Linked DNA regions of Homo sapiens: region 1 is linked to region 2. Evidence: read pairs that join two places in POLR2A ChIA-PET (ENCODE). Cell type or tissue: GM12878. All regions are shown on one strand. Links, peaks and the distances in the headings refer to the core of each region. The heading gives the core; the rest is flanking DNA.

The links. Peaks named below come from ENCODE experiments on the same cell type or tissue, not always from the same donor. Only the 100,000 strongest peaks of a DNase experiment are listed, where the experiment ranks them.
Region 1: POLR2A ChIA-PET joins it to region 2 with 5 read pairs; 2 of 35 experiments call an interaction of 5 or more read pairs at or near these places.

Annotation. Positions count from the first base shown.
Region 1 is chr1:187,613,411-187,629,911 of GRCh38, forward strand. No RefSeq gene overlaps it. Among named protein-coding and RNA genes, the nearest start is that of LINC01037, 180 kb to the left of the region's middle. In GM12878, for the core only: no CTCF peak of the experiment used is centred there; a DNase peak (open chromatin) is centred at 8,771.
Region 2 is chr1:187,435,469-187,451,969 of GRCh38, forward strand. It overlaps LINC01037 (long intergenic non-protein coding RNA 1037), which reads left to right and starts at 8,160. Exons shown (of 3, transcript NR_132374.1): 1 at 8,160-8,258. In GM12878, for the core only: no CTCF peak of the experiment used is centred there; a DNase peak (open chromatin) is centred at 8,040.

The DNA of each region.
Region 1 (16,501 bases), core at 6,959-10,958, 180 kb after region 2:
CAGGAGGGAGATTGCAGTGAACTGAGACTGCGCCACTGCACTTCAGTCTGGGCAACAGAGTGGGACTCCACCTCAAAAAATATATATAAAATAAAATAATATAAATAATTAGCTTCAGGGAAGGAAAATTCAAGGTTAGATGATTTGTTTAAAAATTTTCATTTTGGGCTCTTTTGAATTCTTTGCTTTTTTTCTTTTAACCATGTTTTAAACTCATCTTTTACAACCATAATTTTAAAATCCAGAAATATAATTATCCAAGCTATAAACAGATGCATATTTGCATTAATAGAATTTCACTACACATACTGTTTTGCAATCCATATTTTAATTGAATAACATATTTTGGACAGCTTTTCCTGTCCACAAAAATAGGCCTAACATCCATTTTAATAGCAGAATAATTTGACTGTATTATACTTGATCTAACATTTTCCTTTCTGCTGAGAATAGTTTCCATGTATTTGACATTGTAAATCATGTGCAATGAATATCTTTGTGCATTTATTAATGCACATTTTGCAAATTTAAATTTCAAGTAAATTTATGGATAAAAAATTATCAGGGAAACTGGTAATGTGACATGAACATATACATTACCAGATGGCCTTCCCGACTATTTAAATCAATAAAAAACACCCTCATCGGTTTGTGGCAATGCCTGGGCTCATACCCACACTGATGCTCAAATCTTAGCATGCATCAGAAAAAAGTAGATGACTTATTAAAATATGAGTGATTGGGCACTACTTCTTTCCAAAGTTTCTAATTTTGTAGGTATTAAAAAACTCTGGGAATTTGCATTTTTGGCAAGTTCCCATGTAATGCTGATGTTGCAAGTCAAGACACCCCACTATTGAAACACTTGCTAGGGATCTGAAAATACCTTTTGAAACGCTGCTATGGATTTGAAAATGCACTCTTAACGGAAAACATTCTATTTGGAATTAGCATTATACCATTTCATTTACAATGTACTAACTTTACAATAGTAATTCCATTATCCTGTCAATTATCTGTGATGTCATTTGTTTTATTTATATATGTATATAGTAAAACTCACAACATATTGTTTTTGCTTTTTATTACCAATAATCTTAAAGAAATATAAGCAAAAAAGGTCTTTATATTTACCACTGTAGTAGCTAATGCATTTTATTCTGTCTGGTTGATCCATCCTGCTCTCTGGAATTAATTCCCCTTAGCCTATAGAATTTCCTTTAGTACTCCTCGTAATGAAAGGCTTCTAGCAAGGAATTATCTTGATTTGTTTTTTATGTATCTTTATTTTGTCTTAATATTTGGATTATATTTTCACAGAGTATAGAAGTCTCAGTTGACAATTTTGACACTATTTTTTTCTTTTCACTCATTACAACTGAAAAACCTAAAATTTCTACACCTAAAAGCTAGGGCTTATCTTTCTTTGTCCTCAGCCTAACTTGACCCACTCTATCATCATCTTCTCACCATCACACACCTTTTGCTCTGACCATACTGATTTATCTTCTACAGCCAGTTCTTTCTAAACTCATGTATTTGTTTATTTTACTTAAATTATAATACCTTGCCACATCTAGGCAGTATCTATTATTAATAACCAAACCCTCTTTGTATTAGTCTGTTCTCATGGTGCTAATAAAGACACACCCGAGACTGGGTAATTTATAAAGGAAAGAGGTTTAATTGACTCACAGTTCAGCATGGCTGGAGAGGCCTCATGAAACCTACAATCATGGCATAAAAGGAAGCAAACACATCCTTCTTCACATGGTGTCAGGAAGGAGAAGTGCAGAGAGAAGAGAGGACAATCCCTTTCTAAAACCATAAGATCTCATGAAACCTCCCTCACTATCATAAGAACAGCATGGAGGTAGCTACTCCCATGACTCAATTGCCTCCCATGGAGTCCCTCCCACAACATGTGGGGACTATGAGAATTATAATTCAAGATGAGATTTGGATGGGGACACACCCAAACCATATCACTCTTCTTTCATCAAAGCCTAGTCCAAATGCCCTTTAGGTATGAAGCATTTATTTTACAGTGAACTCTGAACTCTTCTAAAGTCCTAACATTTTCTCTGCTCCTACGTATAAACATCCATCATTACACAATACTTACTCATGTTACCATCCTGTCTCCTCTAAACTCTGTTAGATTGGGGTAAACTCTTTCTGTTAGAAAGAGTTATGTTATTATCTCATTCATCTTTATTTCCTTAATCTCTAACATGCTTATTGCAAAAATAACACAAATTCCGCCACCCTGTCTAGGAAGTGAGGAGCGTCTCTGCCTGACCGCCCATCGTCTGGGATGTGAGGAGCACCTCTGCCCGGCCGCCCTGTCTGGGATGTGAGGAGCGCCTCTGCCCGGCCGCCCCATCTGGGAGGAAGTGAGGAGCGCCTCTGCCCGGCTGCCCTGAATGGGAAGTGAGGAGCGCCTCTGCCTGGCCGCCATCCTGTCTAGGAAGTGAGGAGCATCTCTGCCTGACCGCCCATTGTCTGAGATGTGAGGAGCGCCTCTGCCCAGCCACCCCATCTGGGAAGTGAGGAGCGCCTCTGCCCGGCCGCCCCGTCTGGGAAGTGAGGAGCGCTGCTGCCCGGCCGCCCCGTCTGGGATGTGAGGAGTGCCTCTGCCCAGCCGCCGCCCCATCTGGGAAGTGGGGAGCGCCTCTGCCCGGCCGCCCCATCTGGGAAGTGGGGAACGCCTCTGTCCGGCCACCCCGTCTGGGAAGTGGGGGGCGCCTCTGCCCAGCCACCCCGTCTGGGAGGTGAGGAGCGTCTCTGCCTGGCCGCCCCGTCTGGGAGGTGAGGAGCGCCTCTGCCCGGCCGCCCATCATCTGGGAAGTGAGCAGCGCCTCTGCCCGGCTGTCCCATCTGGGATGTGAGGAGCGCCTCTGCCCGGCTGCCACCCCGTCTGGGAAGTGGGGAGCGCCTCTGCCCGGCCGCCCTATCTGGGATGTGAGGAGCGCCTCTGCCCAGCTGCCACCCCATCTGGGAGGCAAGGAGCGCCTCTGACTGGCAGCCCCGTCTGGGAACTGAGGAGCACCTCTGCCCAGCCGCCACCCCGTCTGGGATGTGAGGAGTGCCTCTGCCCGGCCGCCCCATCTGGGAAGTGGGGAGCACCTCTGCCCGGCCGCCCTGTCTGGGAAGTGGGGAGCACCTCTGCCCGGCTGCCCCGTCTGGGATGTGTGGAGCACCTCTGCCCGGCCGCCCATCGTCTGGGAAGTGAGGAGCGCCTCTGCCCGGCCGCCCCGTCTGGGAAGTGAGGAGCGCCTCTGCCCGGCAGCCCTGTCTGGGAAGTGGGGAGCACCTCTGCCCAGCCTCCCTGTCTGGGAAGCGGGGAGCGCCTCTGCCTGGCCGCCCCATCTGGGATGTGTGGCGCACCTCTGCCCGGCCACCCATCGTCTGGGAAGTGAGGAGCGCCTCTGCCCGGCCGCCCCATCTGGGATGTGAGGAGCACCTCTGCCCGGCCGCCCCGTCTGGGAAGTGGGGAGCGCCTCTGCCCGGCCGCCCCATCTGGGAAGTGAGGAGCACCTCTGCCCGGCCGCCCCATCTGGGAAGTGGGGAGCACCTCTGCCCGGCCACCCTGTCTGGGAAGTGGGGAACGCCTCTGCCCGGCCACCCTGTCTGGAAAGTGGGGAGCATCTCTGCCCGCCCGCCCATCGTCTGGGAAGTGAGGAGCGCCTCTGCCCAGCCACCCATTGTCTGGGATGTGAGGAGCGCCTCTGCCTGGCTGCCCCGTCTGGGAAGTGAGGAGTGCCTCTGCCTGGCCACCCCATCTAGGAGGTGTACCGAACAGCTCTGAAGAGACAGCGACCATCGAGAATGGGCCACGATGATGATGGCAGTTTTGTCGAAAAGAAAAGGGGGAAATGTGGGGAAAAGAAAGAGAGATCAGATTGTTACTGTGTCTGTGTAGAAAGAAGTAGACATAGGAGACTCCATTTTGTTCTGTACTAAGAAAAATTCTTCTGCCTTGGGATGCTGTTAATCTATAATCTTACCCCCAACCCTGTGCTCTCTGAAACATGTGCTGTGTCCACTCAGGGTTAAATGGATTAAGGGTGGTGCAAGATGTGCTTTGTTAAACAGAGGCTTGAAGGCAGCATGCTCATTAAGAGTCATCACCACTCCCTAATCTCAAGTACCCAGGGACACAAACACTGCGGAAGGCTGCAGGGACCTCTGCCTAGGAAAACCAGAGACCTTTGTTCACATGTTTATCTGCTGACCTTCTCTCCACTATTATCCTGTGACCCTGCCACATCCCCCTCTCCAAGAAACACCCAAGAATGATCAATAAATACTAAAATAAAAAATAAATAAATAAATAAATAAAACAAAAAAAACCCACAAATTATTTCTTATTCAAAATACCACAGAAAATGCAATTAGTATAATAGGCATACTGTTGACCAGAATAATTTTGCTTATGCTGCTTAATGAACTTTAAACTACTAACATAATTTCCTGTAACATTTTTCTTTTTGAATCTAAATGGAGACAATTGACATGACTAATTCACAGCATATGGCATGCCCATCTGCGGTGGACACTGTGCTACCCAGATCCTCTTTCAAAAATGAAGGACTTGTTCCCCCAGCTTTGGGAGCCCTCAGCTGTCAATCCTTCAGGGTCTGCCTTAACTTTAGAGAGCTACTGTGCCGAAGGCTACACCTTTAGTCCGTCCTTATCCAATAACAACTATCAGTATGATCAACAGGCCCAGCTCCTTCTCCTCAATGCAAATAGAACTCCATGTAAGGTCAACTGAGTCTTTATTGAGATTACACCACAGCTTGACTTCCTCCTTCTGTGGAATTTATTTCTTCCCTTCCACAAGTGTTTATTCCAACACCCTCCAATGTAAATCTCATTTTCACTAATCTTCATCTCAGAGACTGGTTTCCTGGGGAATCCATCTTGCAGCACAAGATTAAGATTGATTCAATGCAAAGTTAAATATTAAATTGTCATTCTCTTGCCAGAAAATATGCTTTAAAATTCTTCCCTTCCTCCCCATGCTCCTGATCAATTAGTATGTAAATGTCCAAGCAAAATATTAGTCTAATAGTAACTAGAAAAGTCAATTTATCTAAGAGTTACAATGAATTCTAAAGTCATATTTGCTTATACCTAACTTTTTCTCATTAGCTCATAAAGTCAAGGGCATAGTAAAGGAACAAATGTGTAATTCAGTTTAATTTGTGAATATTGTGGGGATGAACCCCTGCAAGTAGTTAATGTAGGTACATAAGCATAGATCCAGATATTGCCCTTAGCAGGCATTTGCCAGGTCATCTGACACTGCACAGTCTCAAGGAAGACAAACTGTAGGTATTTATAGAACTGGTCATAAAGCCATTTTGTGAAAACTGCCCCCTTTTTCACCTGCTGACTGAAGCAATATGTGATTATTTTGGTACAGAGAAGAGATCGATCACACCTTTTTAGTAGAATAAAAATAATAACAAATTCAAGAGAAATGAGGAAAAGCTTTTTTGTTCCATTTAATACCCATTCAAAATGCTTACATCCTAGGCTTTAAATTGAACTTGAGCCTTTTCAGATTTCTGTTCCTTTCATAGATGAAGAAAAGCCATTCTCAGCTTCAATAAAGAATACAAAAAAAAAAAAAGGTATGCCAGCTTAGTGTACACTAGTTTCTAGTATATTGAGAAAAATAGGTTTCATATAAAACCCACATAAATTTTCTTTTGTACTGTGTAATATTTTCATTTTATTATAAACGGAAAAGAGAATGTCTATAACAAAATTCAGAGAATAAAGAAGAGACAGAAGAATACAAATATCCTAAGTAATCAAACCATAGTTAAGTCAGGGATGGATTGATGAGAACAAAAATTAGTGTTTTTATTATGCAGTTTGTAAGTGTGGGAATATACAGAGGCTCAGAATAAGTCACAGTAAAGCATTCCCACACAGTGGAGCATAGCTTCCATATCATTATTGTGGAGCCCCAGGGAGAAACATAATATATCACTTCTTGAATTTCTGCATACATATCATGTGTAAGTAAATACTACTCATAAAAATTGCATTTCAGTTTTAAATATTCTATTTCAAACTTTGATCTGTTCCTCTATATTGAATGAAATTATTTCTTGGATCATTTAATTTTGCTAAAGGGCCATTCTGGACAATCAAGTGAATGTGACAAAAATATTTTCTTAAAATTTTAACTTGGAAGAATGATACTAAAATGTTTCTGATAATATTAATGAGTGTTTAGATAAAGGCAGGCAGTTAGATAGTAAAGTCTATTCTGACAAACTAAGCCATAGGCATCATCCTTGTTTGGGAGAGTTAAATAGAACTGAAAATTCAGAAGAAGGAGAAAGAACTTGGGGACAAGATACATTCATTCATTCATTCTTTGGACAGGGGAGAAGAATATTTTATGTTGCTCATTGTTTTTGTGTTCACAGGCTTTTTAATAAGGAGGAATAGACACGGAAGCAAAAACTTAAAATGATTTGTATGTTATTATGCAAAAATTTTAAAAAGAAAAAAAAAAAAAACAGATTTGAAAGTGCACCCAAGTCTACCCAGAGTATCAGGGAAGACTTCGGAAGGGAGAGTTGGAGTGAGCGGTTTGCCAGGGGCAGGGTCTATTTGAGAAGGTGCCAAAGAACTATTTGGCCTGTGCCTCACATTCACAGCAGGCTCAGGATGTGAACTTTGTCTTTGTCTTCAAATGAAGCATATGTATAGAAACTTCATGTATGTTGGTATGTGTGTATTTGCCAAGCATGTCATTCTGTTCAATATAAGCGTTTTAAATACACCACATTTTAAACCCTCTTGATAGCTTTTGACCTTTCTAATGTAGTAGTAGTTGTCTCCAAAAATGGAAGAAACCCAGACTCTTAAAACTCCTGAAAAGTCCTGGGCTATTTATTTATTTATTTATTTGAGACAGGGTCTCACACCTCACTGCAGCCTCCACCTCCTGCACTCCAGTGATCCTACCATCTAATTCATAAGTAGCTGTGATTACAGGCATGTGCCACCATGCCCAGCTAATTTTTAATATTTTTTGTAGAGATGGGGTCTCCCTATGTAGCCAAGGTTGGTCTGGACCTCCAGGACTCAAGCAGTCCTCCCCCATCAGCATCCCAAAGTGCTGGGATTACAGGCATGAGCCACTGCACCCAGCCCTTTTTTTCCTCCTTTGGGAATGTTATTCATCTTATAGAAATAGATGTGAACATAATTAATGCCAACATTGCTTTCACTTATCTCACAGGCCAGAGGAAGTTTCTAGTTGTTCATTGTGGAGCAGTTCCCTTTCCTATGTATATTCACTGGTTGTCATGAATGCACCTGATACCACCCCTTTCTACCCGCTCCTCTTATTCCACTTTCCTTTTTTTTTTTTTAAGAGAGATTTTCACTCTGTCGCCCTGGCTGGACAGACTCCCAAATAGCTGGGATTACAGACATGCAACACCACGCCCAGCTAATATTTTTGTATTTTTAGTAGAGACGAGGTTTAACCATGTTGGCCAAGATGGTCTCGAACTCCTGACCTCAAGTGATCTGCCCGCCTCAGCTTCCCAAAGTCCTGAGATTACAAGCATGAGCCACTGCATCCAGCCTTCCTTATTCCACTTCTAAACCTCCATTCCTAGAACTTCCACCTTTCTTAAAAAGTATACTCCATAAGAAACAAACATGATTTAGCCTAAGACAGAATACTTCCACTCACTTAGGAGATGAATTTTGTATGAACAATCTCTGAGATTCATTAAACAATATTTGGGTGATTACTAAGAAGCAGACAATATTCTTGGATATGCATTAAACAAGATAGGGAAAAAAAAACCCTCTATCCTTATGGAATTTATATTTTGTTGGTTTGTTTTGAGATGGAGACTCGCTCTGTCGCCAGGCTGGAGTCAGTGGCATGATCTCGGCTCATTGCAACCTCCACCTCCCAGGTTTAAGCAATTCTCCTGCCTCAGCCTCCCGAGTAGCTGGGACTACAGACGTGCACCACCATGCCCAGCTAATTTTTGTATTTTTAGTAGAGACGGGGTTTCACCATGTTGGCCAGGATGGTCTCAATCTCTTGACCTCATGATCCGCCTGCCTCGGCCTCCCAAAGTGCAGGGATTACAGGTGTGAGCCACCATGCCTGGTCTGGAATTTATAATTTAAAGCGTATTTTTACCTGCTATTTATGTAATTTTCAGTTCATACAGAACTTGATCACTAAATGGTTTTTTGATAGCACATCTTGTAAAGAAAAAAATGACAAGAAGAAGAAGCAATGAATGGCCTTACTGCCAGCTCTCTCATTGGGCTAGGTTTAGAATAAACATATAGAAATGGCTTGTATGATGAAGTTAAGAACCCTAAAACAGAAAAAATATTTAGGAGAGATTTGTTTTCTCAAGAAAACTATCATTTTTTTTGTAAAATTATTCCCTCCTGGAAGAAATTCTTTGCCAGTAACAGTGAAAAGTAATATAAATTCTAAGGCAATATTTTCACAGTTTTTACATTTGGAAACTCACTTGCAAATATGTAACTTTTCTCCCAAGGTAGAATTCTACTTTCCCAAAGAGGTACATAGACAGACTGCTGGCTTCGGTACTGGAACACTAAATAGTCAAGCTGGCTTTGAATTCTCACGCTGCCCAGCAACACATTTGTTTTCTCAGAGTCTATTTAGCCCAGCACGAGATGTTATGATACCACTGAGAGCCAAGCTGCTACCCAGCAATGCAGGATGTTTGCCACAACTTCCTTAATTACTTCAGTTGTGCATATGGCTGAGCATTTACTGTGTGCAAAGAAGCTATGAGGTATGAATCATTTTGTGGCTGGACCTACATTTTAGTCTTTTTTATGAGCAAGGGAAGTAGGTAAAGACATGGTAGATGAGGGGGAAAAAAGTAAATTCACTTAAAAGGGAAACTTCACTCACCAAGAGGTAAAAAGAATGTATGTACAACTACATATAAAGATATATAGATATTATCTAGCTATTTAGCAATGCTTCTTTAATAGCATGCAACAAAGAATTGTCTTTCAGTAGAATTCCATCATCATCATCAACTCCCATTCTCAAGTTTCCTGCTGCTTTTAGAAAGGCACATGAAACCTGGCTACGGGGTATATTTTCTAACCATACTTATATCAAAAATTGGCTAGCTGACTAAATTCTGGGCAATGAGAGGCAAAAAGAATTAATATATGCAACTTTCAAGTTTCTTCTTTATGAAGAAAGCTATTTGTCTTTCACTTTCTCTTTCCTATTATATTCTGAAATATAATTGTGGTAAAGGCAAGAACTTTTTCCACCTGGAGTGGTGAAAGACAATGTCTCAGAAAATGGTAGAGTAAAAAAAGGGATTTGCATATTCATACATACAGCATATCTCTATATATGCACATAATAGGATATTAATATGTTTGTTACTTGCATATTGTTTCATTGGTTGTGCTCCCCACAAAATTAAAATATGTATTTTTTTGTAAAAATTTGTTATACTCTATCTACATAGCAGATTTATTTCAATAAATGTTGTTTTAACTTCTTGATTTTGTCAGGCAATAAAAAAGCTCTTATTAATCATTATTTCTTGATGTAGTATGTTTTCAAAATATTGTTTGTGATCATTTACTAATGCCTTATGTTCATATTGTTTCTGTTCTGAAAAATGCTGAATTTGGATACAAATTCAGAATAGTAAAATTATTAAGACTTCTTTTTATGCCTAAATTATTTTTTTGCTTCCTGGACTGCTGAGCAATAAAATATTATTATTATTATTTGAGACAGGGTCTTGCTCTGTCACCCAGACTGAAGTGGCACAATCATGGCTCACTGCAGCCTCAACCTTCTGTGATCCTCCCATCTGAACCTCCCATTTTTTTTTCTTTTTTTAAGGGTAAGAGAAAGGGTAGGGAAAACAAAAGTAATATTTTAATATTCTCTAAATTTTAATGACTTTAAAACTATTGGGAGAACTCTTTTCTATACTATTTATAAGGTAATAAAATACTTTACTGGTTTTAAAAAAATTCTCATATTTAAGAATAAAACCTAGTATAACTGTCTATAAAATAATTATTTCCATATATCCAGTTTTAAACATTATTGTCAATCAGAAACTATCTATGGGATAAATTAAAGGCCCTGGAGTTATGTTAATATCCTCATGATTCCTTTCCCATCCCCAAATCACTATCACTGTAACAATCTGAAACCAGCAATCTCCTTCCTCCACTTAAGGAACAAAAATCTCTCTATTGGTTAACCTCTTAGAAAATTATCTACACCCTATTCAAAACTTCTGTAGACTCCATGGAATAATCCTGATTCAATTTTGTTACTTAATGGATCATATTGAAAAACCCAAACTGGGAATTGTTCAGCAGACACTATTATCACAGATTCAAGTTTATTTTTTAAATATTAGCTCCCAGGAATTAAATCAATGCCAATGGCTAGGGTAAATGCCTTCTACTGAGCCTACCAGGTAGCAAAACAAAAAAGAACTGTTATTTATACAAATGTTAAATATGCTCTAGAATGCTTTGGTCTTTTTATTTTTCCTTTTATTTTCAGTATGGATTGAGAATTTTCTTTGCTGGTAAATTGTATTTTACTGGAACTTTTATTCAAAAATGTTGAACACCTTTTCAACATTAGAGTAAATGGACTTTTAAAACCAAAGTAGAGACTAAATGGACTTCCAAAACCAAAATTGGCAAAGCTATAAGAAGTCTAAAACTGCATTTGTCAATATGGTGGCCACTACCCACCATATGTGGCTATTTAAACTCAAATTTGAATTAAACTTAAAATAAAAATCCAGTTCTACAATTGCACCTGCTGTATTTCAAGTGCTCAATAGTTACATGAGGCTAATAGCTGCAATATTAATTAGCATAAGTAAGAATATTTTCTCAGTATGAAATGTTATATTAGAGAATACTATCTAGAACTTTCATTGCTTTCTATTAGCCTTGATGCTATGAGATTTCTCTTTATGAGCTAAGAAAAGACTACCTCATACCCTGTTATAATCTCATGTTTGATCAGAGATGCTATCCTACAGCAAGCCAATATAGATACAAACAACTCTTATCTTATACAAACAAAGTCTAATAATTTAAGCCAGAAAAATAGAGCTTTTTTAAAGATAGCCGCATAAACAGCTCCTGTACAACCTGAGGTGTGGGGAAAGGAGAGAGAGAGAGAGAGAGACAGATCCATCCTTCAGCCTCTATGGAAAGTACTTTGTCATACTATTAATAATGATCGCTAAGAAAAACGTTATTAGTATTGTTAACAATTCATGATAATTTATACAGCACTAAAACTCCAAGAAATCGATCTTTGGATTTATTTTTTCCAATTAAAAAGACATAGCCATCTTTTCTGCTTCATTGGGCTTGAACACTATTGGGAGACTTCCAGCTGAGTAGCCTTCAGAACCTCCAGAAGCCAAGTAGCCTGGGAGTTATGACCAAGACTCCCTTAACATTCCCTTTAGTTTTACTAAACTTATTAGATAGCTTTTTTCCGGACACTAAGCCCCCAACCTTCAGTTTCCTAGTCATATACATTATAAAACTTTCATTCAAAAATCCCTTGTCTGTCCCTTTAAAATGTAAATCTTTTTAAAGCCTGCTGCTAGTTTTACAATCCAGGAATGTCTTTCTGAAGAACTTGGAAGCAATTTCTTTCAAATGCAATTATTGAAGGAGATAGACCTCCCAGTCTCTGTGGGAGCGTAAGAGCCTAACTTTGGTAGGCCCCTTGATCCAACTTGTCAACTTGTCTCTTGTCATGAAGATAAAATAAAATTTAATTTCTGTTTGAGTAAAGCAAATTAGTAAACACCCAAGGCTGGCCTAAGATTCTCCCTACCCTAGCTCTTAAAAACTCTTTATGTCATCACCACCACAGAATTGTGTAACCAGTCTTGGTATGTGCTTTCTCCCCTATTGCTGCAACAGTATCAGAATAAAATCAATTTCTGCTTACTAATCTTGTTCAGTGTGATTTTTCTTTTCCAATAGATAGCTGATTCAAAATATCAGTTTAGATGACAACACAAAGTAGGTAATTTTCAACCAAGAAGTTGAGTTAATATGAATTTTCCAATACGTTTATGCTTTTTTCTCTTTTCTATAATACTATTCTTGTCTGTTACACTTCTATGCTCTCTGGTAATCAATTAAAGAGTTTTCAATATGCTCTCCTGTACTTCCACCCCCATAGTATTTTAACTGCCACTTAAAAAAAGACAAAACTTTTATTGGTTTTGTTTTCCTATCATAACTACTGATCTGAACCTAATGATTGCTGATGTGTCAGTCTTCACCTGATCCTGCTGCTCAAAATTCAACTAATGTTCTTTAAATTCTTCAGAAGGTTGATTTTCTTCTTCATGTTCATTCAAGTACTTACATTTTTCTTTCATTATTAATCCAACTTTTAATTTCATTATAAGTAGATTTTGATCCCTTGCCAACAAAATGCTTCTAACGAGATCAGTACAGTCCTTTCATCAAAACTCAGTTTTGTAAGAGTGGAAACTAATAGTGAAGTGGCTACACTGTCTGGGGTAGATACCAGGGGATCATTGTCTCATGCCAGGAAAATTTAGAACACAGACACACAGGAGAGGTTTAGAAGTGGAGGTGTAATAGGCAAGAAGAGAAAGAAAAAGGAAAATAGCTCTCTCTCCAGTGAGAGAGAGGGGACTTCCCAGAGGAAAAGGCCAGCCAGTGGTGGATGAGCCAGATTTTATAGTCAGGTTTCAGGAGGTGGTGTCTGATTTACATAGGGCTCACAGATTCGTTCCATCAGTTATGATGTTTACATAGTGCTTGGGGAAGGCTGGCTGCCCCACCCTAATCTTATTATGTAAATGAACTTTCCCCATTGGCCGGGACCGTCTTGTCTGCTCTTTACTGTACACACAGCTGACAAAGAGAAGGGAAGATGGAACTGCGATCTTGAACATGATTGGCACAACTACCAGCATCTACGTCTGCAGCTTGATTTTACAGGCTGCTCTTTGTTAGAAAGGAAAATAATTTGGGGCTGCTTTTTGTTTGACAAAAGGTAAAGGAAAACCTTACTGAGGACTTCTGTACTCTCACTATCTGCCTAAGTAATTTCTTCTTAATTCCCCTATCAATAGCAGGACTATCCTTTTATGTCACACTCAGCTTGTTACTTTGTAAGTTCTATTTAACTTCACTCAGAAAACCTGTTCTCATTAAGGTACACAAGGTTGTTTCCCCTGTTGCCATAAATGGTTTTTATATTCCTGATACATTCTGTATCCTACAGTACTACTTATTCTACAAACACCAACTTTTCCCTGAAAACCCAACAAACCAGTCTCTAATTCTCAAGTGTTACCAGGTACCATTACATTAGCCCTTGATTTTCTTTTGGCTAGATGAGAAAGCATGATATAGCAAAAACTTCTTGGTGCCCCATATGGAACGGTCCATGAACAGGCCAGTTAAAACAAAAATAAGCAAACAAAAACACTTGGCTGTGTGCAGTGGCTCACGCCTGTAATCCCAGCATTTTGGCAGGCAGAGGCGGGCAGATTGCTTTGAGCTCAGGAGTTCGAGACCAGCCTGGGCAACATGGCAAAACTCCATCTCTACAAAAATTACAAAAATTAGATGGGCATTGGTGGTTCGTGCCTATAGTCCCAGCTACTCAGGAGGCTGAGGCTGGAGAATTGCTTGAGCCCAGAGGCAGAAGTTGCAGTGAGCTAAGATTGTGCCACTGTACTCCAGCCTGGGCTACAGAGTGAGACCTTGTCTCAAACAACAACAGCAGCAACAACTTGACTCTGAAAAAAACCCATCTGAACCGTGGAATATGGTTTGTAGTCAGAGTTTGGTCATCTAGGTCTCCGGCTTCTATTATGAAAACTAATACTCATTTTGTTTCTGGTAAAGGCCTGTACGGCAGTTAGCTGATGAGTTCTTCCCAGAGTCCTAAAAGTTACTGTGTAGCCATTATCAAATTAGTTTGATAACTTATCCTGAAACAGGAAAGACTAACTTTAGTTCAATTAGAGAAAATATTACCTGCACAGCTTTTTGATTAGCAAATTCTCAACAATCCCTTACAGCCTAGCTTTCTCAGCCCTTGGCCCAAAGACTTACCAGGACAGGAAAAACAAAAAAAGAAAATAAAGGAAAGAAAGATAAAGAAAAAAAGAAATATCCCTGACAGCTGTCAGCTAACAGCTGACCCGGTAACTACCAGTCAGGCCGTGGTATTCCCCTGATGAGCACAGTTGACTGCATACAATATTAGCATCTGATGAGAACTCTCTGCAACCATGAAGACAATTTCATGGTCATGACTGAACAAAGATAAAAACAAACTCTATTTAACTACTAAATATTACCAAAATCTCCAGTTTCCAATTTATACAAGTGACTGCTACTTCTTTCATGATAACTCTAGCCTCATCTGCTTTTCTTGACCCTTACAGACAAGATCCCATACACCAATTTTTTGGTAGCACCCAGTCCAGAAGGGACCCCATCGTCCTTCAACATTCTGCTAAATTAAATTCTGTAATAACAAGCCTTTTCTAACTCCCTTTAATCAAGGTGCCTCAATGTTTCACCTTGTGATATGGCTGCCTCTTTTGCCACAGTAGACTTAATAAACTTAACTCTTTTTTTTTAATCACAGGTGTACTTTCTAGTAGTCTTTGGCTTTGAAATTGGCAAGGTACTATTCTAATTCTGGAAACTGATGTAGAGAGGCTATGTCACAATTCCTAGGTTACACAACCAGCTAGGGGTAAAAACAAAATTCAAACACAGAGTGTTTGGCCCAAGACTCCATGCTCTTAAATTTATGTTGTCTTCAAATGATGGAATATAAGCAGAAATTATGTCAACTCAGTTCTATTCAAGCTGCCACTACTGAAAACATGAAGCCAAATAGTTTGACATATTTAACTCAAAGAGCTGTGCAAAATAGATAATCCAGTAGTTCCCGTGTACATTAGTTCAAAAGGCTTTAGCAATTTATCTAACCATTTATGATTATATCTTTTTCATGAAATTACAACTCATTCTATCACCTGAGGTCTTAACAAAATTGTAAATGTAAAGAAAATCAGTTTTACAAAAATACAAATATGTTATATCTTTGCAGTCCTGTCCTCTTTTGTCTTTATATGAATATGTTCTGTATGGAAGAATTTATATACAAACATACCAAATAAGAGAGCAGAAAAAGTAGAAAAAGAAAAAGTTTGGCAAAAGTGAATCTGTGTGGTGTCAGGTACATTTTATTTGGCTACATTTAGTAATGGCAGGCTCAGAAGAAATCTGCAAAACAACTGACAAGAAATGTTTAATCTTCATTTTTAATATTAATTTCTTGTTCTGCTTTATTGCTTTATATTTTATGAATTTTATTTTCTGTAACTCCCCAAGATATAAAATGATTATATCCTAGAATAAATATTTCTCATCCATAGAAAACAAAACAAAAAAAAGTCGTGTGCAACCCTTAGGGTCAAGCAATTGATTAAAATGAAAGACAGTTATGAATATGCTATGGAAAGCATATTTCCTTTTAAGTATTTTTTTTTTGAGCAAATTATGGCTCTTTTGCTATACTTTCAAGGCATACTGACAGGGCAATTAGTAATCTGAACTATCAAATCCATTTGGAGATAATGGAGCTTATCAATTCTTGTGTTATAATTGCTTTTCAAAGCCCCTCCCCATGCCTGTCTTTTCCCCCACATCACTTACCCAATACACTTAATCCTATTTAAATAGCAACATGTCAAACATGTCTGCTAATCAACTGGCTGGCAACCCCATGGAGATTTCTGCAGTTTTAAGCACTGTATTTCACTGCATAAGGATTTTTCCCAAATATTGATTTTTGGTTTTCAAGGTTACTGATGATGTGCTCTAGCACATTAATCATTCTAACCACCTTAACAAAGAAGCTCATTAAAAAGACAAATACATTTATCAAGGAAATCATCAGGCAGATTATATACTTTCCGCCCATAATATATTATAACTGAATAAATAACTAGGGTATTTTATAATTAAATATGCAGAACACTTAAGATTTTAATATTCATATCCTTTACTGAAGAATGGGGATGGATGAGGTTTTGTAACATATAATTTATATGGTACAACCTAGCCACAATTATGTGGGTTAAAAATAGGACTACTGCTTTGAGTATACAAACTAGATAATGTTTTGACATGATGATGAGACCTTAAATACAAAGACATTTGAAGTTCAAAATACTGGAAATTTAACTTAAAATTTCTGTAGAACAACATTTTAGTATCTATTTCTAGAATCTAACAAATTCATAGAGTCTGCCTTGGAAATAAGGCTTTGGGGTGGGGAGATACAGCTAAGCAGTCATTTGCCCTCCGGCCTCACTGAAGCTGGAGTGATTATTCCTTCTGTGAG
Region 2 (16,501 bases), core at 5,552-9,551:
CTAATTTTAGATCCAAGATTGTCTACCTGAACCCCGAGGATGGAAACCGTACCTTTCTGTGCGTGATAGCAGGACTTTGCCATTTTACCGTCTTCATTAGCATCATTTTACTTTTGAGGGACCCTCCTGCCCAGACAAATGATTTGTTCATTACAGAAACTTCTCAAAGACCCATCTACCCCTCAATAGAAAGTATCACCAGACATCAAAGCATCAAAGGTCAGTTTTCTGTAAAATTACTTTTGTTACATTGTCCCTAAAAAAAAAAGACAAGTTAATTTAAAATTACCATTTCAGTTTGAGCCCTAAAATTATTTGAATGCCTCCACCAATTTCTGAATGATTGTATCTTGATTCTTACCTAATCCTAATCAAGCCCCATTTTGGAAAGACCTGCCTTAAATCAAATTTCCAATTTTCAAATTTGTGACCTTGCTGTCTCTTTTCTGATACACTGGCAATGCTTTGCTTTTCTTTCTGCAATAAGCAATAAATTCAGCTTTGCCTTTTCAATAAGTTGTTGGTGATATTTGGGGAGTCAGCTTTTGACAATTTCAAACACACAACTCTTTTCTTATAGGTGTATTCATATATTGCCATCTGAGAAGAGTTCTGTCTCTTCTGAATTGCTGCTCATAGACCCAAGTAGAGTTGCTCGTCTCCATTGCAGAGCCAGCATCTGGAAGGTTCATGTTTACTAGCCATAGCAAGCAATTAACTGGGCTGCTATGTTGCGAGCTATGAAACATTTCTTGGAAAAGGTCATTTTAAAGGGAGGTATTTGGGGAGAATGATCCATAAGGCAAAAGGAAATTCTGTATGAGCATGTGCAGGTTAGAGGTAATATAATTTTGGTGCCCATATTAAAGGTTGTGCTTGTGAAGTCAGAGGCTGCTGAAACAGAGACATTTGGAATTTGTATTAGGAAACATTTAGCTTGTCTAACTGTAGTTGCATAAAACAAACTCTGAAATCCCCCTTCTGACACAATGTCTGATTCTAATACTCTTTTTGTTTTCTGTCACATACATTGAGATCTCTCTGTGTGTGATACAATATTTAGGCCCTGCCTCTTCCTTTCTTAGCTCAGGAACATTTCCTAAACCATGTGCCACAAAACACTCATATATTCTGGGTAATCTTAATTGATATTAAGAAAAATATGCAATATTATATGCCTCCTTTTGAGATTCAAATTGAAAATTCTGTCTCAATTTGAGATTGAGAAATTCTGTCTCAATTTGAGAAAATTCTGTCTCAAATTTTGAGATTCAAATTAAAAAAAATCGGTCTCAATTTGAATTACAAAAATAAAAATAAATGTTGTGTAATCCGGCATGTTTTAGAAGTATATGAAATGCCTTAAAAAATTTTTTTTTTCCTAGTGACACCTTGCTGACCTCTTGTGTCTCAAGTGAAACAGTTTGGAAATGCTCCCCTAGTCTGTAAGGACAACATTAACAAGCCTTATCTCTTGTCTCTCTTTCCACCTTGTAACCTGTTAATACTCCCCTAAATTTAAATGCCTTTTCAAACTTCCACCTGCTCTGCCACAAGCAAAACACCAAACCAAAAAACAAACAAAAAACCTAAGGCATGCTTCTCTTCTTTTCATGTTTTTGCCACCATTTTGTCTTTAACATTTTTAGATTTTTTGTTTATTTAATCCACCTCTTGGCAAATTACTGTTGTAATCTTAATGAGGTCACTTCCCTAAAACCAACCACTATTCTTTTGATAATTCTCCTGTGGCCAGTAGTTCTCATTTAAATATTGCCCCAAAGATTTGAAATGGTTAAAAACAGTATAATAATTGAAGGCTACTTTGTACCCAAATCCAAACGTTTACTAACTGTTCTGTTTCTTATCATCCATTATATCCAAACACGTCACCCAATACAGCCAATCAAAGATTCTGCAAAGAAATCAAACGACAACATTGAAATTCAGTAGTAGAGGCCAACATAGACATTTCTGAAATTTGAATATAAATTTTCTGTTATGAAAGAACCAGGAAAAAATATAAACCTAAAAATTATATTTCTTGTCAATTTATAGAAGTTTATAGGCTTCAAAATAAAAAGTAATAAAAATACAAAATTAAATAATTTTTATCTTTTAGAGCCTGATGAAACTAAACATTATCTTGTCTTATTATTTGCAATCATAGCTAAAGAAGTTCTGAATATTTACATAGAGATAAGGGTTCCTTTAGTAACTTTGTACCTGGGCTGTCTTTCATGGAAATAACCACAATTCCTTCAAGACCTCAGAAGGTATAGATCAATGTGGAATCTTTGATGTGTTTCATTTCCAAGAACAGCCAAAGAATTAGAAGGACATACAGGATTATCAAAATAGTCACAAGCCTGACCACTCAACAAATTTAGGCAACAAACTTTTTGGGGACTGATTCTTAGTTCCTGGAGAAAATTCCCAATGAAAATTATATTCAAAAGCCTCCTACGTAGTTTCACCAATGATCATGGCAGAAATGCAATGATAGTTGAGAGAGAAAGAGGACTGAGATGCCCCTGGTATCAGATGATAGTCAGATATAGAGAGATCGCAACATGTAAATCTGAAATCAATTAGTAGAAATCTCCATAAACAGTTAAATTTGACACTGCCTGGGGAAAATTAATTATACATGGGTGGGGGCAGCAAACAACATAGCTCATCATTCTGTCAGATAGTAGCACTAAAATACTGTTGTCTTCTTGGAAAGCCCAGATATTCAGTGTGCTCACTGCTATTGTCAACAGGCATGTTTCTTGACCACCCCACTATTTAAAATCTTGTAATTTATATTTCTCCATAGACTTCTGTGACACTTGAACTACAGGACTGGGACATGGAATCTATCAAGTGACATAGCCTTCACAAAATAATATTTTAGGACTCAGTATTTTTCTGTAGTGTAGCACATTGGTACAGCCAGTGCCTGCTAGGATGGAATTTCACAGGTTTCTTTTAGTTATGCTTCTTTGGTCGGCATAATGTTTTTGAGGTTTATTCATGCAGGTGCATATACCATTACTTCGTTCCTTTTTATTGTTGAAAACTATTCCATCATATGGATATACCAAATTTTGTTTGTCCATTTACCAGTTGATAAACATTTGGATTGCTTTCAATTTTGGACTATTATTAATAACACTGCGCTGAATATTCAAGTACAAATCTTTGTGTGGACGTGTTTTCTTAACCCACCAAAAAGTAAAACTACTGGATCTTATGACTTTAAAAAAAATTGAAAAACTGCTTTTCCAAAGTGTCTATACCATGTTACATCCTTGTAGTGTATAAAGCTTCTTCTACTTTTTCTACATTTTCATCAGCATCTATTTCAAAGTATTTTCTATTTGAGCACTGCAGTAGGCACATAGTAGTATCATGCTGTAGTTGCAACAGTTGTTTCTGTAATGACTAATGATGTTTAGGGCCTCTTCATGTGCATATTTGCCATTTGTATATCTTATTTGGTTAAGTGTTCATTCAAATATTTTTGTCCATTTTCTAATTAGATTGTCCTGTTATGGTTGAGTTGTAAGAATGTATTATATATTTTGGATAAAAGTCTTTTATCAGAAATATGTTTTGCAGGTACTTTTTGCTTCTCTGTGGCTTATCTTTTCATTTTCTCAATAGTGTCTTTTGAAAAACAAGAGATTTAAATTCTTATGAAGTCTGGTTTATTATTTTTATTTGTTTTAGGTATTATGCTTTTTGCCTTATATCCAAGAATTTTTTTCTTAATCCAAAGTCACAAGGATTATCTTCTATGCTTTATCTAAGAAGTTGTATGGTTTTACACTTAAATTTAGGGCTATATCCTATTACAAGTCATTTTTCTTTGTGGTGTGAGGTAAGGGTCCATGCTTATTCTTGCCTTTTCCCTACAACGTGAATCTTCAATTACTCTAGAACCATTTTTTTATATACTATCTTTTCCCCCATTTAATTATGTTGGCAATTGTGTTGCAGATCGATTAATCTTATATATATGTGTTTATTTCTGTTCTGTTCCATTGATCTATGTGTCTACCTTTATGCCAGTACCACACTCTTGATTACAGCTTCCAGGGAAGCTGTTGAACCAGGTCATATGTCTTCTAAATTTATTCTTCTTTCTTCAAAATTGTTTGGCTATTCTAGGTTCTTTGTATTTCTAGCTGGTCAATTTCTATTTAAAAAAGATATATTTGGAAATAATTACCCTTTTAGTGATATTTAGTATTCTAATTCAACATACCTTTTTGTTTATTTAGGTCTTTAACTTTTCTTGTCAATGCTTTGTAGTTTTCAATAAAAAGGTCATTCACTTTTTAATTAAAATTTATTCCTAAGTAGTTTATTTATGGCTATGAAGGTTTTAATATCTGAAAACCAATGAACGTCACATCATATTAATAGAATAAAGAATAAAAAATATGATCATCTCAATCTCAACAGAAGCCAAAAAAATTTAAAAAACTAAAACACATCTATTCATGACAAAAACTCATTTTATATTTTATTTTCTGTATATTATTGTGAATGAAAATGTTTTCTTAAATAAAATTAGTTTTTTATAGATTTGGATTTTTCATTACTAATACATACAAACATAATTTTGTAAAATTTTATTTTGATTTTTAACTTTTGATTTTTGTATGCTTATCTTGCTACCCACAACCTTGCTACTCACTTCTTTGCTCTAGTATTTTTTGTTTATGGAAGTGTTGGGGGTAAATTCTTTGGGATTTTCTAGATGTAAGAGCACATTTACTGTGAATAAATGCACTATTATTTCCTTTTTTAAAAATCTGAATGGCTTTAATTACCTAGAGTTTCAATTGGCTAGAAACTGCAGTACCAGTGCTGAATAGAAGTTGAAAGAGATAGTATTGACTTATCCCTGCTCTTATGGGGAAAGCATTTAGTCTTTTATCATTTGTATGATATGTGCTATAGTTTAGGTTTTTTCAAGATATCTTTTATAAGCTTGGGTAAGTTCCCTTCTATTTCTAGTTTCTTGGATTTGTTGAGTTTTTGTCATGAATAGATGTGTGTTTTTATTTTTTTAATTTTTTGGCATCTATTGAGATTATTGAGATGATTATGTCTTTATTCTTTATTCTATTAATATGACATATAACATTAATCGGATTTCAGATTAAACGGACATTGCATTCCTGAAGCAAAACTCACTTGACCATGTGGTATAATCCTTTTCACAACTTGCTGGTTTCAATTTTCTAATATTTGTTAAGGGTTTTTGTATTTATGTTCATGAAATATATTCGACTGTAGTTTTCTTGTGATATCTTTGTCTTGCTTTGGTGTCAGGTTAACAAAGTGACCTCACAAAATGAGTTGAACTCGTAAAAGTTATTTTTTCCTTCTCTATTGTTTTTGAAAATGTTTGTGTAAAATTGTTTTTTTTTCTTAAATGTTTTCTAGAATTTACTAGTGAAGCCATCTGAGTCTGAACTTCCTTTGCAGAAAGATTTTTAAGGATTAATTACTTTGTTTGGTATAGATTTATCTCGTTTTTTGTTGCTTGAGTCAATTTTGTTATTTTTTTCATTCCTGAAGTTTGTCTTTTTTATCTAACTATTCAAATTCTCAGCATAAAGTTTTTCAGAATGTTCACTTATACTACTTTTAACTTCTGTAGGGATTATTGTGAAGACTTCTCTTTTCTTCCTGATTTTGGCAATCTGTATTTTTGCTTGTCTTACTAAATCCTCATTTAGATTTTGTCTTATGAGGCTCTCCTGTAGGATAATAATAAAATCATTATGTCTGTATCTGCCAATAGCATCCATTCATTGTTCAAATAATTCTTATTCATCTTCATGCAGGAGATATTCTTTTCTCAGGCCAATATCCAATAAGGCCTGTTTGTATTCAGTCTATTACTGTTCTGCTGGCTCCCCTTTTAATATTTCTACTGTTAGTTATGTTTTACCCTGGAGTCCTAAGTATACAGTATTTGCAGTCTTCTAATATCAACACACAGGACACCTGAAGGCTCATCTATAAAAATTGTATCACCTTGAAACTCATCCAGTGATTATTTTAATACGTTATGACTCTTGGGCATGGGGCCAATCCACAAAATTGTTTTCTCCTTGATTTGCAAAACAAAATTTGGAGCAGCTGACCCATTACTATTTACTTAGGCCTGATACTAACAATTTATTTCCAGACTTACTGGGATATTCTAGTATACTTATAACTCAGCTGTCTTGGGTTGAAGAGTAGCAAATTATATTCTTCCTACCAAAGCATATGAAGATCCATTCTCATGTAAACTCATTTATAATGCCAGGCTACACTGCCTCATGAAGATCAAGGTCAAACTGTATCAGCCCTTAGATGTAAGGCCTGTGTGTTTCCTGAAGCCTGTGTTCAACTTGGAAGATCTCGGCCTTTACAGAGAAGGGGTAGCGTTTTCTGAAATGCATACTCATTAGCTCAAGAATTGGCTAAATATACCAAAGGACAATTACCTTAAGTCAAGGTGACTGATATGGTTTGGATCTGTGTCCCCACCCAAATCTCATGTCGAATTCTAATCACCAGTGTTGAAGGTGTGGCCTGGTGGGAGGTGATTGGATCATGGGGGTGAAGTTCTCATGAATGTTTTAGCACCACCCACCCTCAGTCCTGTATAGTGAGTGAGTTCCCACAAGATCTCGTTGTTTAAAAGTGTGTGGCACCTCCTCTCTAACTCTCTTGTTCCTGCTCCTACCATACAACACTTGCCAACTCCCCCCCTCCCCTTCTGCCACAATTGTAAACTTCCTGAGGCCTCCCTAAAAGCCAAGATGCCAGAATCATGCTTCCTGTGTAGTTTACAGAACCATAAGCCAATGAAGCCTCTTTTCTGGGTAAATCACCCAGCTTCAGATATTTCTTTATAGTAGCACAAGAACAGACTAATACAGTGATGTTCCATGTGGCCTGAAAATTCAATGAAGAGCCAGCTGTTAAGCTCACAACTATAAAAATACAGTCACATCATAGAATTACAGGCATATGCAAACTTCCCACGTAGCCTGCATTGATAAAGTATCTCCAGCATTTAAAGCCTTTTGATCAAGGCTCTGCCAGATCTCTTCTTCTCATTGTATCACTCCCCAAATATCCATCTTACAATTTCCATTTTCAGTGCACCAAATCTGAACACTTTTTAAAATGTAAACTACTACTCTCACAAACTTTAGAACCTCTTTCCTCCTCTCTTCACTTTTCCAAAGGGGGAAATAATGTCTTCGTAAGTTTCACAGCATGAAAGAGCAAACAGAAAGCATGCAATCCCTATAGGCAGGTAGTCACGTGTCTCACTGAAAAAGAGAGAATGGGGCTAGATGAGAATCATATGAATTTAGTCCTCTCTCTCTGAAGAGGAACAATTGAGCAAAGGAAGCCAAGAAACATTTGCTAAGAAAACTCTCCCTGTATGGAAGGAGACATTAGGATTGGGAAAGAAACATTTCTTCCTAACGTAATTCATGGTCTCAAATTCTCACAAATAATTTTACTCTTCTCTTTTTGAAAGGTTGCCAATCTTCAATTCTGGGTAAATCCCACCGTTGACATTTTATGTTCTTGTTTTTAGCCTGGAAAAAAAATCTGTTAGAAAAAAAGAACTAATTAATCTACTGAATCATTAACTATGTTTTTGGGTTTTGTTTCTGTGATAATGTTTTATTCTCTAAAAGATGTCTATACTGGGTCATTATTATTTGCCTACTGCATTTCAACTGTATTCTTTCCTATTGTGGCTGATTTCCTCAGTAGTACTCAGTATTTACATTATTCATCTCCAGTGTTAGTTTGCTAGAGAAATCATTTGAAACATGTTTCATTTTCCCCAAATACCCAGGTACTGAAATACACACCTTAGATGACTTTCATTTCTTCAAAAGTTTTCACACTTGCCCTTTTTCTCCTTTCTCAGAGTAGGGGGTTATTTTCCTCTTTGTAAAGTCAACCCCTTCGTGAATGGCTAGATCCCCTTTTATCTTCTCTTAGTCCTTCCACTTCCCTCTAAAAAGACAACCACTCTAATGTGCTAAATTTGTGTCTCTTTTTTTGCCTTGTGAATTTTTGACATATGGCATTTTATTACATAATCTCACTTTTTCTTATTCGTTTCCTTTTAGTGCTGCTTGTTGCTGACGTTTCTGCCCAAACATCATGAAATGTGGAGAAGAAAGAACACTCAGATGTGCCCTGGAGACTTTCCTTTTATTTTTAAACAGGTACATCCTGAAATTATGTTAGAGTAAGTTTCAACATATTCAAAATCATGTCATAAAATGAATGTTGTGAGAATTATTGACAATCCTGAAAAAGCTTGGGTTGTTACTGGGTTAAGATGTAAAAGAACCCACAGGTTATTTTCCTTTTCTTCTTCTCTGCCTCACTGTAGGTTCATTGTTACCAGCCCTGTAAAAACAAAACAAAAAAAAAAAAACAAAAAACTGTTTTTGATAATCGGGTTCAACTGTCTCTCCCCTACTATAATAGTTTGTTAAAAACATGCTTCTGGCAATGTGTAAACCTAAATACAATGCAGAATTTTCATTATCCTGCAATAAGAGCGACCGCCTGAAAATAAAGCCTGCACAAAGGAGGGCAAAGCCAAGTTGTGGAGAGAGAATGAATGTGAAAGCAGAGCTGAGCCAGAGGGACACAGGCAGCCTCTGGGTCAGTGTGACTAGTGGGCCTGAAGCCAGATTCCTTTCTTTATCTTTTTAGTTATATGAGTTAATGAATTTGCTATATTTGCTAAAATTGGCTTGAGTTGGCTATTTAACATCTGAGAATAAAGTATGCTGGAAAACAGAATAATTGGTAGTAAGAGGGATTGTTTGGAATTGGAAGACCCAAAACATGGAATCAATTGATTCAAGATAGGGTGGGTGAGAGGGAAAGAATTCCCTCAAATTGGGAATTCTTGACAATCTTTTTGTAAGGAGCAAAGTGTTGATTAGACCAATGACTATTGTGTTTAAAAAACAGATACTTGATTGAGTAGTAGTTGGAAGCAGGATGTGTTTTCTAATGCTTAAATCTTATAATATGGTATTAGAGGAAAGAAGATCTAACCTTTGGTTTCAACCATCCTAACTAAAAGAAGACAGGAAAGAGAACGGTACAGTTTGCTATGGCCAGCAATCCATGATGAGAATTAGATAATCGTGCATAGTGGGTGGTCGTACTAGGTGAATTTTTTAAGTTATTCTTTCCCTTCCTCCATTTCTTTTTCTTTCTTTCTTTCTTTCTCTCTTTCTTCTTTCCCTCTTTCTTTCTCTCTCTTTCCATCTTTCTTTCCTTCTTTCTTCTTTATTTCCCTCTTTCTTTCTCTCTTCTCTCTCTCTCTTTTTCTTTGTTGTTTTATTTTATATTCAGAGGATACTTGTGCATGTTTGTTACATGAATAGATTTTGTAATGGCGAGAGTTAGGCTTCTAGTGACCCAGTCACTCAAATAGTGAACATTGTACGTAATAGGTAATTTTTCAGCCCTCACCCCCTCCAACTTCCCCCATTTTGAAGTCCCAAATGTCTATTATTTCTATTTTTATATTCATGTGTACCCATTGTATAGCTCCCAATTGTAGGTGAGAATGTGCTGTTTTGATTTTCTGTTTCTGAGTCATTTGACTTAGGATAATGGCCCTCAGTTCCGGCTATGATGCTTCAGAGGACATGATTTCATTCTTCTCTATGGCTACACTAGCTAGATGTTTTGCCTCTGGCAGGGTGAGCAGCAAGAACCACAATCATAGATTCCATTGGGTACAGAGGAAGCTTGTTTCCCTAGCTCTGTGTGAAAGCTTCCTATACTATGTTATCTTCCTGACCAAATGAATTGCCACTCACTCTTTAGTCACCCACTATGATTTAGTCTTGTAGCAAAATGCAAAATATACTTACGTCATTATCTAAGCCCATTAATTTGGAAGCAGAGGCCTAGAAGGAGGCTATTAAAGACCAAAGTGGGGAAGAACACCAAAGTCTGTAGCTAAAACACAAGGATGCAGGATCCAGATTAATCAGCTCTAACATAACAAGATTGCTATCTTTAGTTACTTGGTTGGAGAGTTGAGAGACTGCAAATTTGCCAGCATCCTACTGTGGTTTTAAGAAGTACTTTATTACTGGAAAAATCCCAAGCTAGGTAAGTAAGAAAGGATTCATATGATTCTTTACTCCTAAGATTTGAAACTTCAAACTACCCACACAGGAAGTGAGCTGGTAAAGCAACGTAGCTGCTCAATTTCTCTTCCACGTAACAGTAGGAAGAGCAATGGAAGGATGAATTTTCCAGTGAAGAGAATCAGTAGAATTCACTTTGGTTGACCAAGAAACATTTCACTTCCTTGGCAGGGAATCCTTGCAAACCGTGTCTCGGAAGTATGATAGATGCCTTATACATTGTTTCTCCTTCTTCCCCTTTCTAAATCGGAGTTTTAGTGATAATTTTCCTGTTCCAACTTCATTAATGTATATTCAGTGTGCGGAGGTGGTTAAATATGTTATTTAGCTATGGCCTTTTGCACCTTGAAGTCATATCTAAACAGACCAGTCTGCAGACTGCCCAGAAAACCTTGACTTAGAGAAGAATGTATTAACTAAGATTCAGCTAGTCACCCTCTGGAGGAAAGGATAAGTGAGATTTTGCTTATGAATGGGACACTTGCATATTGCTGGGCTGAAATTTTTGAAATTTTATGAATTGCAGAAAGTGCATTTATGACTACCAGGAAGCGAAAGGATAGAATTACTGAAAGCATCTGCTTTTTTTTTTTTTTTTTTTTTAAGACAGAGTCTCTCTGTGTTGCCCAGGCTGGAGTGCAGTGGTACAATCTCAGCTCACTCCAACCTCTGCCTCCTGGGTTCAAGCAATTCTCCTGCCTCAGCCTCCCGAGTAGCTGGGACTACAGGCACTCATCACCACGCCCGGATAATTTTTGTATTTTTAATAGAGACGGTTTTCGCCATGTTGGCCAGGCTGGCCTTGAACTCCTGGCCTCAAGAGATGTGCTCAGTTTGGCCTCCCAAAATGCTAGGATTATAGGCATGAGCCACTGCACCCAGCCCAAAAGCATCTACAATTTTTTTTCACTCTGCCCTCCACCATTTATTTTCAGAAAAAGTGTCTCTTCTGCTTCATATGATTTCGATAAGCTTGTTAATCAAGATGGTTTGACATTTCTAAATAGAGACAAAGGGATATGGTCTATTCTGATCATTTTGTTAGAACAAGACATTTACTATGATGTTTATAAGGTAATATGGTGTCCTTGTGCAGTGCACAGTCTTTATAACTAAACACTATGACAGTGGTTGTGATATATAGCATTAAGGAGCCACAGGAACACCAAAATTGAGAAACTGCCCTGGATTGAAGCATAGTGTTCTGAGAACACTAAATAGTTTGGTGCAACAGAGGTAAATTATATAGAAAAGCTTGTAACATCCTCTTTTCCAGATAACTGAGATCATGGTGTTGAACATCTTGTGGCTGTAATCAGAAGGTTAGACTTTACACTGTAAGCAGTGTTGGGCCACTAAAGAGACAGAGTCTCACTCTGTCACTGAGGCTGGAGTGCAGTGGCACCGTGTCAGCTCACTGCAACCTCTGTCTCCTAGTTTCAAGCAATTCTCCTGCCTCAGCCTCCTGAGTAGCTGGGATTACAGGTGCTCACCACCACACCCAGCTAGTTTTTATATTTTTAGTAGAGACGGGGTGCTGGCCAGGCTGGTCTCGAACTCCTGACCTCAGGTGATCCACCCACCTCGGCCTCCCAAAGTGCTGGGATTACAGGCGTGAGCCACCACGCCCAGCCACCACTAAAGATTTTAAGATGCAAGTTGTATAATCAGAGCTATGATTCATAGAGTGAGGAATATAAAATGAAAACAGGAGAGTCTGAGCTGATAAGTATTGTTAAAGGCCTGGGTTATGGGGAACAGTGTGGAAACATCCACCTTGTTTTGCTAGCGTTGTGAATACCACCAGTAGTGTTTATCTGACATGCATCTTGCTCAGGGTTTTAGGCCTTGGCTCTTGTCTAGAACAAAGAAGTTTTTACAAAGGAGTTTTTAGAGAAAAATATGTTGGTCTCAAATTATTTATCTCCCAGAGGTTTTTTTCTTTTTTTTTAAATTTCATTTAATTTATTTAAAAGACAGTAGAAAGCAAAAAGTATGAACATAACAGTTACATATGCTTATTAAAATGGGAGATAAAAGACAACTTATATACAAATAGTTTGACAGAGGCTCTTGCAGTAGAAAATTGGAAAGAAAAATATAACAATTACATGGAATTGTTAAGTCAAGGATCTTACCCAATATCAGGCTTTATTAAATAATGTCAAAATTATAAGCCATCGAAAAGTGCACATGAAGCAGAGATCTGGGATGTCAAGGACAGCTGACTAGGTCTTGCTTCCCACATTGGACATGCACTTTTGGCCAAGAGTAGATGAGGTCTGCAGGTGAGGTTTATGGGATTTCTTATACTATGAGGAATCTTAAAGAGGTACTTTATAGACCAGAGTTGTATAGTTCAGGTGACACTCTTCAGAGAGCCTTATGTAATTGACCCCGGGTTTTATTCATTCTAGGTAATTCTTAGCCACAGAAATCTTCCTACGGGCCTTTTAGAGATAAGGAATATGCTTACCAAATGTCATTAGTTTACTTATTTGAGAAAGTCCATTTGAAAAGGAAATTACTGTCACCTGCCTTCCCTCTTCCCAGTTTCACTGACGTCTTCCACAGGGGAGCAAAGGGATTTCTGGCCGCCTGTTGCTTTGACTCCTTACTTTTTTTTTTCTTTTCTTTTTTTTTTGAGATGGAGTTTCATTCTGTCACCCACGCTGGAGTGCAGTGGCACAATCTCAGCTCACTGAAATCTCCGTCTCCTCAGTTCAAGCGATGCTCCTGCCTCAGCCTCGCGAGTAGCTGGGTAACTGGGATTACAGGCGCCCATCACCATACCCAGCTAATTTTTTTATTTTTAGTAGTGACGGGGTTTCACCATGTTGGCAGGCTGGTCTGGAACTGCTAACCTCAGGTGATCTGCCCACCTCAGCCTCACAAATTGCTGGGATTTTAGACATGAGCCACTGCACCCAGCCTCCTTTATTTCAATAGTATTTCAGAAGTATGTTGAATAAATGGACTAAAATGAATTTTATAGTTACAGCAATCTGATAATAATTATGTAAAAAGTCTGTGAAAGACCAAGTGACCTGGGAAATAAGACGGCTTTCCTGCATGAGAATGGTTTGCAAGTTTTTCCAATCCTGAAATAACCAATAGAAGGAATGCCAAGGAACTGGCCCTTCTCTTACTCTTTAGCGTATTGACTACAGCTTGATTGACTGTGCTGTAGGTATTAGACAATTTTAGAATCATTACATAAATCAGCATGCCTCTCATATTAAAAAAAATTTTCTTTTACATTGATGAATGCTTGTCTTCCTTCTTAAGAAAAAATAAATAAATATCTACATCCTAGCAAACATACAGTGTGTTTTAAAACTGCTAGCAAATAACCTACATAATTGGACAGCCCATTATCTTGATTATTATTGTTACTTAACACAGATATAGCACTTGCTTCAAATGGCATTCACTCAAAGTAACTGACAAGCATTAATTACTTAATGTGTTCATGTTCTTTATGGAGAAGTTAAATATAGTTGAGTATATATCTGAGGACACACACATAACACACACACTCCCAGGATTAATAGAGAGTCCAAGGAAATGTCTGTTGATTGCTGAATGTGTATATAATAATGTCTATATAATTCCCAACAAATGGATATCAGTCTTCATTTCAGGAATACACTTTCAGTAACAACGTTTATAATCACTTAGCCACAGTTTTAGTAAAAAAATTATTTTAGTCAGAAAGTTCTTTACAGTTAAATTTTTATGATAATTTTAATCCATTTTTTCTTCCAGAATAACAGAGTATCCTTTATGTTGTCTTCCGTGAACAATGCCTTCAGGTCCCCCCATATTGATATCCTTGGTGTCAGAGCAAATAAATTGAATAAATAAGTAAAAGACAAAAATCCCTTTTCCACTTCCTAAATATACATTCATAAGAGACTAGAGGGCCAGTGTTATCAATTATTTTCTTCTTCCCCTCAATGTATTAGCATATTCTCTAGAATGATGTGCATGTGCTGATGAACAAAGTCAACTTCCTCCTCTGGGTTAGTTACAGTGTATACCCAATTAGTGTCTCAGGTATTTTTCCTATCAACATGGCAGAGCGCCCAAATACACCTGGATTTAATTGCCCTTACCTTCATTTGTCAATATTTTCTCTAACTTTGGTGGAAGTTGTTATTCTGTGTCACCGAAGGATCCGTCAGGGTGTGTAGAGTGAAAATAGTAATAGTTAGTGGTTATTCATTCCTTGCTTATTAGGATCTCTAGATCCAAAGTCTCTAACTTCAAACTGTCAACATAAGCATCGTACATCTAAGCTATTTCTGTCTGAATGCACCATGTAGACCATTCTATGTCACATATATATTTATGACACTTTAACTGAATTATTACTGTCTTACAAGTGATCAACATTGCAGTTTACAAAAGATAATAGAAAAGATGAAACTTTCCCTCCTGAGTCTCATCTATTACACAAACCCGAGCTAGATAGGCAATAAATACTATATGCTGCCAGAAGGCTGGGAACTAAAATTATAGTAGTGCAATAAACCAGGGTGGTATGGTCAGTCCCAGAGGAGAGGCTTCTATAACATTGAGAGATAAGGTTTACATAGAAACAAAAGTGTTCCATAATCTATTCTAATATCGTGTCTATTTTATTCTGGTGTTCTTTCAGGTAGCTTTTACTCTGTGGTGAATTCTTTTTAATTAAATTCTAGTTATAATTTGAAACCATCTAGGCTTCTTTTCTCTGAAAATCTGATGAAAGACATGGGTCATCTACACAGATAATGCACACATACAAATAAGCACAGAATTTTAGATATTTATGTATAATGCCTATCCAAAGACTTCATAATGATTCATAAAACATGTGTTAAAAACCCCTATACTTTATACAACGTAAGAAAAAATAAATTTACTATTTCATCTAATGCTGATAATAGACTAGAAGATTTCTACCTGAAATCAATTATTCTTTTATGATTTAGTTTATATATAATACCTCTCATTCTCCTAAAGTGTTAAGGATCTACAACTTTAATCCATGTGTAGTATTCTATAGTTTTGTATATTTTATACTATTATTCATTTATCGGCTTATAAAAACTCTGGTAAAAATTTTGTGTTAGAAATAATGCTGACTTCTGAAATGCACTTAATACTTTGTACCAAGAGAACCATTTTTATATTTCACTTTTAATGTTTTTCACATTCTGGAAGTATTGTTAAGATCCTTTGTTTTTAAAATGGACATGATTGAGGGCAACTGTAATCTATGCATGTGAGACTACAAATGCAATAGCAGCCCTTGTGAGAACATCCATGTGTATGAGCTTTGTAGCTCTTACTTTAATTTATAGAGTCTGTGATTGCTCTACTTTGCCTCCTACATGTTTGGATTTCTTGAATTCCTTATTTGAAAGAACTACCCCATACATGATGGCTATTCCTTCCTCTGAGCTACGTGATTGTACAAAAATATACCTACTGTAAAAATGGGAATAAAAATGCAGGAGTTATAAAAGGCATTGGTTAATGTTAATGTATAATTATATAATAGTGAGGTGCTATTAGAGTGGAGAGAAGTATTAGTAGCTATTCCATTTATCCATTTATCGATTCCATTTATATATTATTGGTGTTAAACAAGCCATCCCATAACTGAGTGGCTTGAAACCACAACTCATTATCTCTTATGGTTTTGTGGTATGCCTGCTTTTAGCTAGGTAGTTTCATCCGGGATCGCTCAAGTGTTTGTAGACAGATAGCAGCTGGGACTGAAGTCATCTGAAGGATGGGCTGGGCTGACCATGGACACTCCCTGTTGGCCCATTGCTTAGCCGGAGTTGCCAATTGAGCACCTCTGTGTTATCTCACTCTGTGTGATGAGGGAATCCTCGCATCACAGTAGTTGGAGTTCTTACATGGGGTCCTAGGACTCAAAGATAAAAGGTGGAAGGATCCAGGCCTCTTATAAAAGGCTAGCCCATAACTAGAATAGTTTCATTTTGCTGTAGATAAAGCAAGCTGTAGGCAAATAAGGCCAACCCAGATTCCAGGAGAGGTAAATAAGACTCCACCTTTTAGTGGAAGGAATTTTTGAAAATGTGCTTTAATCTCTTATAGAAGCCATTTAAATAATTCCCAGAGATGAGCAGCATTGACAAGCTGTAAGAACAGGGATTTCTAATACTATATTTTAGATTGCTAACCTTGCTGTGATGTGCTAAGTTACCTCTAACTCCCAGAATTTTCCTTAGGTTGCCACACACACATATATAAAATTTGTG